Linked DNA regions of Homo sapiens: region 1 is linked to region 2. A link is an interaction called in ENCODE POLR2A ChIA-PET data of the cell type or tissue named here. Cell type or tissue: PC-3. All regions are shown on one strand. Each heading gives the region's core, and the rest is flanking DNA. Links, peaks and the distances in the headings are about the cores only. Region 1 overlaps LRRC8A (leucine rich repeat containing 8 VRAC subunit A). Region 2 overlaps NUP188 (nucleoporin 188).

Region 1 (5,366 bases), core at 144-5,143, 55 kb after region 2:
TGCTTAATTTATAAATTAAACTTTATCATAGGTACCTGTGAATAGCAACGAACAGAACATATAGGGTTCTGCACTACCTGCAGTGCCAGGCATCCACGGGGGACCTTGGACCACATTCCCTGAGGATATGGAGCAATTACTGTTAACAGACGACACCCGTATGCAGCTTAATGTGTGGCAGGCTCACTGTGAGCACTGATACTATTAATTTATTTAACCAGCAAACTACCTATAAATATTCTGTCAATACTCTTCCAATTTTACAGATGGGGTAACTGAGGCCCAAAGACGCTGACTTGTCCAGAGGTTCAGCTGGTAAGTGATGGAGCCAGGATTTGAACCCGGTTCAACAGCCCATGCTCTGGTGAACCGTCCACACTGTTAGCGGAGCAAGGAGCAAACAGGGGGCTGCAGTGGGTTCGTGCTGTCTCCTGGCACACAGGAAGAGCCTCACGTATGCCAGCTTCTTCCCTGCCCTGCTGCGAGGAATCAGCTGGGGCCATGAGTTCTTACTGCGTGTAAGTAAGGCCATGAGTTGAGCCTGCCCGTCCCGAGGCTGCCTCCTTCAGATGGGATGGGCAGGAGGGCAGGAGCCAGGAGCCCTGGGCCTTGATCCCAAGTGAGGATGATGGGGAGATGGCACAGCAGCCCTTCTGAGCTTGCTCTATCACCGCCCCCATTTTCCTGCCAAGGAGACTGAGGCCCAGAGAGATGACACGCCACTCGTCTGAGGTTGCAGCCTCTCCGAAAGGGTCAGGAGAGGATGTACGTCTTATTTCCTCCCACTCAGAGCCCATGCTGTATTTCCCTTCTGCCAAATATGGCACTCAGTTACAGGGTAACTCTGGAAGTCCCTCCCTCTCTGGGCCTCAGTTTCCCCATTTGTAAAAGGCACAGGTTGGACTAGAAACTGAGCTTGGACACTCTGTGGCTGAGGACCGTTTTGCAGACTCGGACCTCAACCTCACGGGCACCTGCTCTCTCCAGCCGCGTTTAGAGAAGGGCCCAGGAGTTCCTGGGGAGCAACGTGGCTTTCCCAGCAGGGAGATAAGCATGGCCAAGGCCCGGCAGAGTGCTTTTTCTTTTTTTTTGGGGGGCGGGGGCGGGGGACGGAGTCTCACTCTGTCACCCAGAGAGTGCAGTGGCGCAATCTTGGCTCACTGTAATCTCCACCTCCCAGGTTCAAGTGATTCTCCTGCCTTAGCCTCCCGAGTAGCTGGGATTACAGCCGCATACCACCATGCCCGGCTAATTTTTGTATTGTTTGCAGAGACGGGGTTTCATTATGTCGGCCAGGCTGGTCTTGAACTCCTGACCTCAGGTGATCTGCCCGCCTCGGCCTCCCAAAGTGTTGGGATTACAGGCGTGAGCCACCATGCCCAGCCCAGGCACAGGGGGTGCTTTCAAAAAGGCTCCTAACCTGTGTATCCTACACTGCCACCACTGTGACCAAGGATCAGGAATGCATTTGGGGTTGGCTTTGAGGTCAGCAGGGGCTGAAGGTCAGAGGGTAGACAGGAAGTGGGCTCTGGAGCACCCAGGGGCCAGAGCCTTCCCAGAAAGACCCCACTCCCACCCCGTGATCTCCTCTGCTGACACATGCAGTGGTCAGGGACAGTGGGAAAGCTCTGGACAGCGAGTGGCAGAGCTCGGGTCCATATGGAGCCTGGCTCTGGAGCCCCCTCCCTGAAAGGCCTCCTCCCCAGAACATGCCCTGCTCTGAGCCAGGGAGCCCTCTCCAGGCCCCAGAGAGAAAAGGGGAGGTACTCTCAGTTGCTCGGCTCCCACCACAGCCACACCCATCCTCTGGACCGATCCTTCTCTGCTGGATTGTCGGATTGTCGCCGGCCCGTGCCCTGGAGGCTTGAAGTTGGTTCCCAATCCCCCAATTGCACCCTCTCCTACCTCCCCAGAGACTTCAGTGGGTCCCCATCGGCACTGAAAGGCCTCAACTCGACCTGATCTTTGAAAAGGACAACTCTCTCAGGAGGCTTCCAGGGCCCCAGCGTTGTCCTTGGCTCTCTGGCCTTCCTGACCAACTGCAGGAAAGCCGCTGTCTCTCTCCTCACTCTGCCTCCATGACCCTGTCCACCCTTAACTCTCTGGCCAAAGTCACCAGTTCCTAATCCAGCCAACTCCCCAGGCCCCATGTGCCCCACGCTCTGGCCTCGCCCTCCTCTTCTGCAGACTCCTGTCCTTCTCCCTCTCTGCTCTCCACAGTGAGCAAGTCAAGGACCCATCTTCACCCATGAGCCTGGAAAGGGTGACTCCTTGGGCTTCAGGTGGATTCAAGATGGTCCCTTGGACATCCCAGAGCCCCAGACACCTGACATGAGACACACCTTGGCCTCTGAAAACCTGTGCTTCCTCCAGTCTCAACAATCCACAAAAAAAAGCTCAAGTCACTCAGACCACCCCCACCATCAACTCCCGTCCCTTTGAATTCCCCCTCCAGCGTCTCCCAGATCCGTCCATGTCTCTCCATCCCTACCTGCCTTGGCCACGCCAGGCCCCGTGGCCTCACCTGATGGCTAATCGTGGTCTCTTAACAGCTCTCTTCCACCTCCCACCTCTCACTCACCCCACCCCACACACTACCGCAAGAGGAACCTCACGCTGCAAGTCAGCTCATTCCTTCACCCACTCAATCACTAGGAATTCGGTAAACACTTGCTTGAACAAAAGAGCTAGGTCTTAGTCATCAGAGCCTATGGGCTGGCAAGGGATCGGCTGTTAAACAAATGAAGAGACAATTGAAACTGAGGTGTAGGACAGGACCCCCCTGCCATCCACACCCCCCCCCATAGCCCCACCTCTGCTCTCCAGGATGCCCACATTCCTGGGCAGCCCATCTCACTGCTCCTCCCCACCAGAACCTCCTGGACTGTCCCTTTCCCCTCCACCTGGCTTCCTCCTCCTCGTTCTTCAGGGGCCTGTTCCTCTGTGTTCCCAGGGACCTGGTGCTCCAGCAGAGCGCCTACGCACTGTGCTAACTGCCTCGTTACTTGGCCTTCTTCATCCCCATGTCCCCGGCGCCTTGCTCCATAGCTGGATTCTAGAAGTGCTCAAAAAACATCTGCACAAAGGCCAGGCGAAGTGGCTCATGCCTGTAATACCAGCACTTTGGGCGGCCAAGGTGGGAGGCTTTGAGGCCAGGAGTTTAAAGACCAGCCTAGAAAACACAGTGAGACCCTGTCTCTACCAAAAAAACAAACAAACAAAACATAACAATTTGCACACATCAGTAAACGAGTGAACGAATGAATACTGTCTTGTCAAGGCTTTCATTAGCAAGAGTATAAATCTGGAGAAACAGCACGCAAGGGCGTGGGCAGGCCACGCCCACCCCTCCTGGTCACCACTGGCCAAGGTGGCTGAGAAGGAGCCATCAAGCCCGAGTGAGGAGGAAGAGGGGCTCAGGCCTCCCACTCAGAATGAGGGGCCTGCCTGGGGTTGGCCCAAGTGAACTGTTTTCCCTATTAAGGCTCTGGTGTTCCAGGGGGTGGGGACAGGATGTGATTAAGCCATGTGCTAAACAGGGTGTCCAGAGGGTCTCCTTCCTCTGGGACAGCGTGCTTGCCGCCAGCTCCTTTCCTGAGGGGTGACCTCAGCCAGCAGGCATGACACTAACAGGCAAGCTTGGCGGGAGGAGCTGGGGGTGGGGGACAGGATGGGGAGCCAGGCTGGAGGCTTGAACCCTCCCCCAACCAGGAGGACAGCCCCAGCACAGCACCCGGGACAGGGCAGGAATGGCAGGAGCTGTGAGGAAGTCCCAGCTTATCAAGGGCAGCACTGTGCTATGGGGAAGCCACAGGGTCTCCCCCTCCACAGATTAAAGAAGGGCTGGGTTTGTTCTGTGCTTCCCAAATGTGGCTTCTCCCCAGGGGACTCCAGTTTTCCTATTCAGTGGGCCTGTCCCGAAACTACAAGAGAAAACCCTGCCCTGGTCCACTCTCCCACTGTGCTCAAGTCATAATATGGGGTGGCCGGAGATAAGGACTTGTCAAAATCCCTGATACATGTGGGTTGCAGGTTGCTCTGCAGTAAGGGAGCCCTGGGGAAGAGGGGAGGAAGGCTTCCAAGCCAGCAGGCATCTGGAGGGCCTGAAGCATCTAGTCTGAGTGATGCTGGAGAAGGTGTGTCCTGTCCTGGGGCCCAGGAGGACAGACAGGGCATTCCAGGGGCCACCTCCCTCCGTGCCTGAGGATACTATAGACAGACCGGGCATTCCAGGGGCCACCTCCCTCCGTGCCTGAGGATGCTATAGACAGACCCTGTTGGGAGGACTCAGCAGGTTGGTGGAAGGAGGACAGGTGCATCATGCCTGGCACAGGGCGAACACAGAGCAGGTGCCCACGAAACCAACAGGGACTGCACCGTGGGGCTGCTGCATGGCAGATGCACCCAACAGCAACAACCGAACTAAGAAACGCGGGTTGCCACACGGAGGCTGCAGAGGGGAGGGTGCTTAGTGAAAATGCTCTATGAGCTGCACGCTTTTTATAAGCAGGAGTGGTTTTCCTATTTGGCTCACTGCTGCTGGACCACCCTGTAAGTAAGTTCCCCCAAATAAACCCCATGTTTCAATGGCCGGCTCCAGGGCTCTTCATTTTACTTTGAGACTGGGTCTCACTCTATTGCCCAGGCTGAAGTACAGTGGTACAACCATAGCTCACTGCAGTCTTGAACTCCTAGGCTGAAGCGATCCTGCCTCAGCCTCCCAAATAGCTGGGACTACAGGCACATGCCACCATGCCTGGATCATTTCTGTATTTTTGGTAGAGATGGGGTTTCCCTATGTTGCCCAGGCTGGTCTCGAACTCCTGAGCTCAAGTGACCGCCCCACCTTGGCTTCCCTAAGTGCTCGGATTACAGGTTTGACCCACTGGGCCTGGTCAACTCCGAGTCTCTTCTTCAGCCTCCTGAACCTGGTGGCATCCCTAGTGAAGTTCACAGGGGCCCGGCACGACAGCTGCTGCTGTGTCGGGGGCAGAAGGGTGGCTGGCTGGGCTCTCCCTTGTCTCCCAGCGCCTGGCCTCAGGCTTCCTCCACCACATGTCTCACTACAGGAATCTCCACCTGGATGTGAGGCCCAGGAAAACCTGCAGGTCCCCAGGACGGGTGGAAGAGGGACGTTCCCCACAATGGCAGTGGCTTTGTTTCCATTTCGGAGGCCAGACCACAGAGCCACAGGAGTACCCAGCCCTCCATCCACACTGCCTGCCTCCACCAAGGGGCCCTTGGATGGGGGCTTCCCCAGCCAGGTAAGAGACTGGCACCCACAGACCACCAACAGTCTTGAAAGTATGTCGAAGGTGTGGCCTCCCAAACTCCCAGTGACAATGATTTGCACAATTTCCTTTTCA
Region 2 (5,366 bases), core at 255-5,254:
AACCTGAGATTTCCTCCAGGTCTAATCAACTGTTTAACATTGTAGAGGCCGGGCACGGTGGCTCAAGCCTGTAATTCCAGCACTTTGGGAGGCTGAGGCAGGTGGATCACTTGAGGTCAGGGGTTCAAGACTAGCCTGGCCAACATAGTGAAACCCCATCTCTATTAAAAATATAAAAATTAACTGGACGTGGTGGCATGTGCCTGTAATCCCAGCTATTCCAGAGGCTGAGGCACAAGAATCTCTTGAACCCAGGAGGTGGAGGTTGCAGTGAGCCGAGATGGCACCACTGCACTCCAGCCTGGGTGATAGAGGAAGACTCTGTCTCAAAAAAAACAAAACAGACTGGGCATGGTGGCTCACGCCTGTAGTCCCAGCACTTTAGGAGGCTTAGGCGGGAGGATCACGAAGTCAGGAGATTGAGACCTCTTGGCCAAAATGGTGAAACCCAGTCTCTACTAAAAATACAAAAATTAGCTGTGATCCCAGCTACTTGGGAGGCTGAGGCAGAAGAATCACTTGAACCCAGGAGGTGGAAGTTGCAGTGAGCCAAGACCACGCCACTGCATTCCAGCATGGTGACAGAGCTAGACTTCATCTCAAAAAACCAAAACAAAACAAAACGAAAACATTGTAGAACCTCTGCATCACTGAACAATGTAGTTCCACAACACTGAAAATTTTATGCAGCAGTTCAATAATTGAAAGCTACTACTAACTTATAAACCCTCTGAAAAAAAAGAGGCTATTCCAAGTCACCTGACAAATAAGCCCATCCTGCGCAAACTGATGCAGTTCTCTTCTGTCATCCAAAGCACACTTATGCAAGGACTCGATATCCATGCCCTCCACCAGGATGAGGGCACTGAAGTAGCTAGAAAGAAAAATAGTATCACCATGTTATATATCCCGTTCTGAAACTCACTAGAGACAAAGGTGAGATATAAGACACTGCGATATCAAAAAAACCTATTGGGCCAGGCATAGTGGCTAACGCCTATAATCCTAACACTTTGAGAGGCAGAGGTGGGAGGATCACTTGAGGCCAGGAGTTCAAGACTATCTTGGACAACAAAGTGACACCCCATCTATACCACACACACACAAAATTAACTGGTATATATCTTTGCTCACAGAGTGACCAGGCCCCCAGTTATGGATATATCCACGGTCATAAATAGAGAAAAAACAAGAAATTTAAAGTCCATAGACTATCACCTGAAAGAGAAGAGCAAGCATATATGCCTTATTTATCACTATCTTGTTAGCATTTGCATAGTGCTTGGCCTACAATAGTTGTTCAACGAATTTTTGTTCAATGAATGAATGAACCCCTTAAATGAAGACAGTAAGTAAAAGAGCAGATTACAATACTCATTTTGAGAGTCCTCTCTCAATCCCAGTCTTTACTCCCTGCATGAAAGGGAACGTGGCAGTAGACCTATTTCCCCACCGATTAAGTGAAAAGTACACCTACCCCCTACCTGCTTACATACCACTATAGTATCAATGCTCTAAACACTGCAAGTTCCATGATGTTCAATTCACTGACTTACCCAATCCGATCTACAAAAGGATCCATAGTCTCATCCACCAGGTGCCTATTGGTCTGCCTACTACCAAATCCTTGCTCTTTAAACATCTTGGTTAATACAAGTAAGTCACTGGGTGCCATCTCAAAGTATGCATAATAAAGGAAAATAATTTCTAGCAGCATGGACTGTTCCCGAAGGCACTGAACAAACCAGCGAGACACTTGGCGCTCTGTCTGTACAACCAATGAAAACAAAATGGGAGAGAAATAACATGAGATTAAAAACAGTACTTAAAGAACATTTTTTAAAGAAAGGGTCTCAATCTGTCACCCAGGATACAGTGCAGTGGCAGATTATGGCTGCTCAAACTGCTACACGCAACTGATCCTCCTACCTCAGCCTCCTAAATAGCTGAGACTACAGGCGCAAGCCACTGCACCTGGTCCGTATTTAATTTTTTTTTTTAAGAGACAGATTTTTTGCTTTTTTTTTAAGAGACAGGGTCTGACTCTATCACCCAGGCTGGAGTGCAGCAGTACAATTATAGCTTATGGCAGCTGCCCTCTCACCTGAGCCTCTCGAGTAGTTAGGACTAAAAGTGAGCACAAACATGCCCAGCTCATTTTTTCTTTTTTTAAATTTTTGGAAGAGAACAGGTCTTGCTATGTTGCACAGGCTGGTTTTGAATTCCTAGCCTCAATCGATCCTCCTGGGAGGCCAAAGCACTGGGATTAAAGGCGTAAGCCACTGTGCCCAGCCAACCAATGTATCTTTTCTTTTGAGAGAGGGTCTCGCTCTGTCACCCAGAGTACACCCAGAGTACACCCACAGCTCACTGCAGCTTTGACCCACCGGGCTCAAGCAATCCTCCTGCCTCAGCCACCCAAGTAGCTGGAACTACAGGTTAGCACCATGTCTAGCTAATTCTTTTAATTTTTTTTTTTTTTTGAGACGAAGTCTCACTCTTATCCCCCAGGCTGGAGTGCAATGGCGCGATCTTGGCTCACTGCAACCTCCGCCTCCCAGGTTCAAGCAATTCTCCTGCCTCAGCCTCCCGAGTAGCTGGGATTACAGGCGCCTGCCACCACGCCCGGCTGATTTTTTTCTTTTTAGTAGAGACAGGGTTTCACTATGTTGGCCAGACTGGTTTCAAACTCCTGACCTCAGGTGATCCGCCCACCTTGGCCTCCCGAGTGCTGGGATTACAGGCGTGAGCCACCGCGCCCAGCCAATTTTTTAAATTTTTTGTAGAAGCAAGGTCTTGCTATGTTGCCAGGGCTGGTCTTGAATTCCTGGGCTCAACCAATCTTCCCACCTTCACCTCACAAAGTGGTGGGATTACAGGCCTGAGCCACCATACACCCAGCTGCAACAATGTATCTTAAAAATTATCTCCTATAAAGGTATAGTAAAAATTTTCTGGACTAGCAGGGTGGCTCACGTCTATAAGCCTAATACTTGAATACTTTGGGAGGCCAAAGTGGGAGGACTGTTTGAGGCCTGGAGTTCAAGACTAGTCTGGGAAACACAGTGAGACTCCATCTCTAGAAAAAGTTTTTAAAAATGAGCCAGGCATAGAGGTGCATGCCTGTAGTCCCAGCTACACTGGAGCCTAAGGCAGGAGAGTCACTTGAGCTGGGGAGGTTGAGGCTGCAGTAGGCTACAATCATGCCCCTGTACCCCAGCCTGGGTGACACAGTGAGACTCTGTCACACACACACACAAAAACCCTCCCTATTTTTAATCCTTTTATTTGCATAATAATTCATTATGTGGATATGCCATAGATTATTCAACCAATACACTCAATATTTTTAACACTACATAGTATTCCACTGCACATAAATGCCATCATTGATTTTACCTGCTCACTTGGATGGATGAGCATTTAGGTTACTACCAATCCCTTGCTAATAAACTCATACTATTCAACTGAAAAAACAACTAGACATTCTTTCCAGGTGTACAGGTACAATCACCAAGAAAGATCATAAGGTAGGCCATAAAACATGAGACAGTAAATTTTAGAAGACTAAAATGACAAAGAATGTGTTCTCTGATAACAGAATCAAATAAAAACATTGAGAACAATAAGATGTTTCGTCTGCTATAGTACTTCACACCTGTAATCCCAGCACTTTGGGAGGCCAAGGTGGTCAGATCCCTTCAGCCCGGGAGTCCAAGACTAGCCTGGGCAACATGGCAAAACCTGCAGCATCTTGTAGTCCTAGCTAGTTGGGAGGCTGAGGTAGGAGGATTACCTGAGCCCAGGAGGTCAAGGCTGCAGTGAGCCGTGATTGTGCCACTAAACTCCAGCCTGGGCAACAGAGAAAGAACCTGTCTCAAAAAAAAAACCCAGATATTTACAAAAAACATCCAATATTTGGACATTAAATCCAGAGAGTCTCACTCTGCGTGACAGTGAGACTTCTAACACATACACACACACAAACACACACACACACACACACACACACAGACACAGAGACAGACAGAGACAGAAATCCATTTAAAAAGGGAGAAAAAACATATACATATATAAAAACTAAAGAACAAGGCTGGGCACACGCACACACACACACACACACACACACACACACACACACACACGGAGGCAGAAATCTATTTTAAAAAAAGAGAGAGAGTCCGGGCGCGGTGGTTCACGCCTGTAATCTCAGCACTTTAGGAGGCCGAGGCAGGCAGATCATGAGGTCAGGAGTTCGAGACCAGCCTGGCCAACATGGTGAGACCCCATCTCTACTAAAAATACAAAAAAAGCTGGGCGTGGTGGTGGGCGCCTGTAATCCCAGCTATTTGGGAGGCTGAGGCAGGAGAATCATTTGAACCCAGGAGGCAGAGGTTGCGGTGAGCCAAGATCACACCATTGCACTCCAGCCTGGGCAACAAGAGTGAAAATTTAAAAAAAAAAAAAAATACACAACAGAAATCAATTAAATATAAAACAGACATTACAATAAAGAAAACTGGCCAGACGTGGTGGCTCACGTCTATAATCCCAGCACTTTGGGAGGCTGAGGGGGCCGGATCACCTGAGCTCAGGAGTTCGAGACCACCCTGGGCAACATGGTGAAACCCTGTCTCTACTAAAATACAAAAAATTAGCTGAGCTTAATAGTGCACACCTGTACTCCCATCTACTTGGGATGCTGAGGCACAAGAATCACTTGAGCCCTAGAAGTGGATGTTGCAGTGAGCCAAGAATGCGCCACTGCACTCCAGTTTGGGCTATAGAGTGAGACTCTGTCTCAAAAAAAAATTTTTTTTAATAAAGAAAATTGAAGACAAAAACTACCATTATCAGAAATGAGTAAGAGCACAGCACTAGACTCTAAAGAGAGTAAAAGCATAAGAAAATAATATGAACAGCCTTATGTAAATAGATTTCACCAATGAAATGAAATGAACAAATTCCTTAAAAGATACAAATTACCAAAACTGTCCCAAATAGAAACAGGAAACTTGAATAGCTCTGTATCAATCAAGGAAAACAATTCAGTATTTAAAACTTTGTTAGAAACTTGATGAAAATTTTAAAAAGAGATAAAAAAATTTTAATCAATAAATAAAAGAATTAAAAACCTTCCCACAAAGAAAACTCCAGACCCAGATGGCTTCACTGGTAAATTCTATCAAACATTTAAGGACAAGCTCCAAAAGGCAGGAGCCATAATAGACAAAACTGACAAAAACATTTATCAAAACTTAAAATTTTGGCCGGGTGAGGAGGCTCATGCCTGTAATCCTAGCACTCTGGGAGGCCGAGACGGGTGGATGACCTGAGGTCAGGAGTGAGACTAGCCTGGCCAACAT

Evidence for each region. Peaks named below come from ENCODE experiments on the same cell type or tissue, not always from the same donor. Only the 100,000 strongest peaks of a DNase experiment are listed, where the experiment ranks them.
Region 1: POLR2A ChIA-PET joins it to region 2 with 10 read pairs; 10 of 35 experiments call an interaction of 5 or more read pairs at or near these places.

Annotation. Positions count from the first base shown.
Region 1 is chr9:128,909,942-128,915,307 of GRCh38, reverse strand. The region is part of intron 3 of LRRC8A (leucine rich repeat containing 8 VRAC subunit A); the gene reads right to left. It overlaps LOC101929291 (a long non-coding RNA gene), which reads left to right. Exons shown (of 4, transcript XR_007061808.1): 2 at 267-315; 3 at 5,070-5,264. Among named protein-coding and RNA genes, the nearest start is that of PHYHD1, 8.4 kb to the left of the region's middle. RefSeq lists an enhancer at 4,783-5,366. In PC-3, for the core only: no CTCF peak of the experiment used is centred there; DNase peaks (open chromatin) are centred at 2,677 and 3,547; H3K27ac peaks cover 3,017 bases.
Region 2 is chr9:128,964,908-128,970,273 of GRCh38, reverse strand. It overlaps NUP188 (nucleoporin 188), which reads right to left. Exons shown (of 44, transcript NM_015354.3): 9 at 1,557-1,768; 10 at 760-874. Among named protein-coding and RNA genes, the nearest start is that of NUP188, 20 kb to the right of the region's middle. In PC-3, for the core only: no CTCF peak of the experiment used is centred there; no DNase peak of the experiment used is centred there.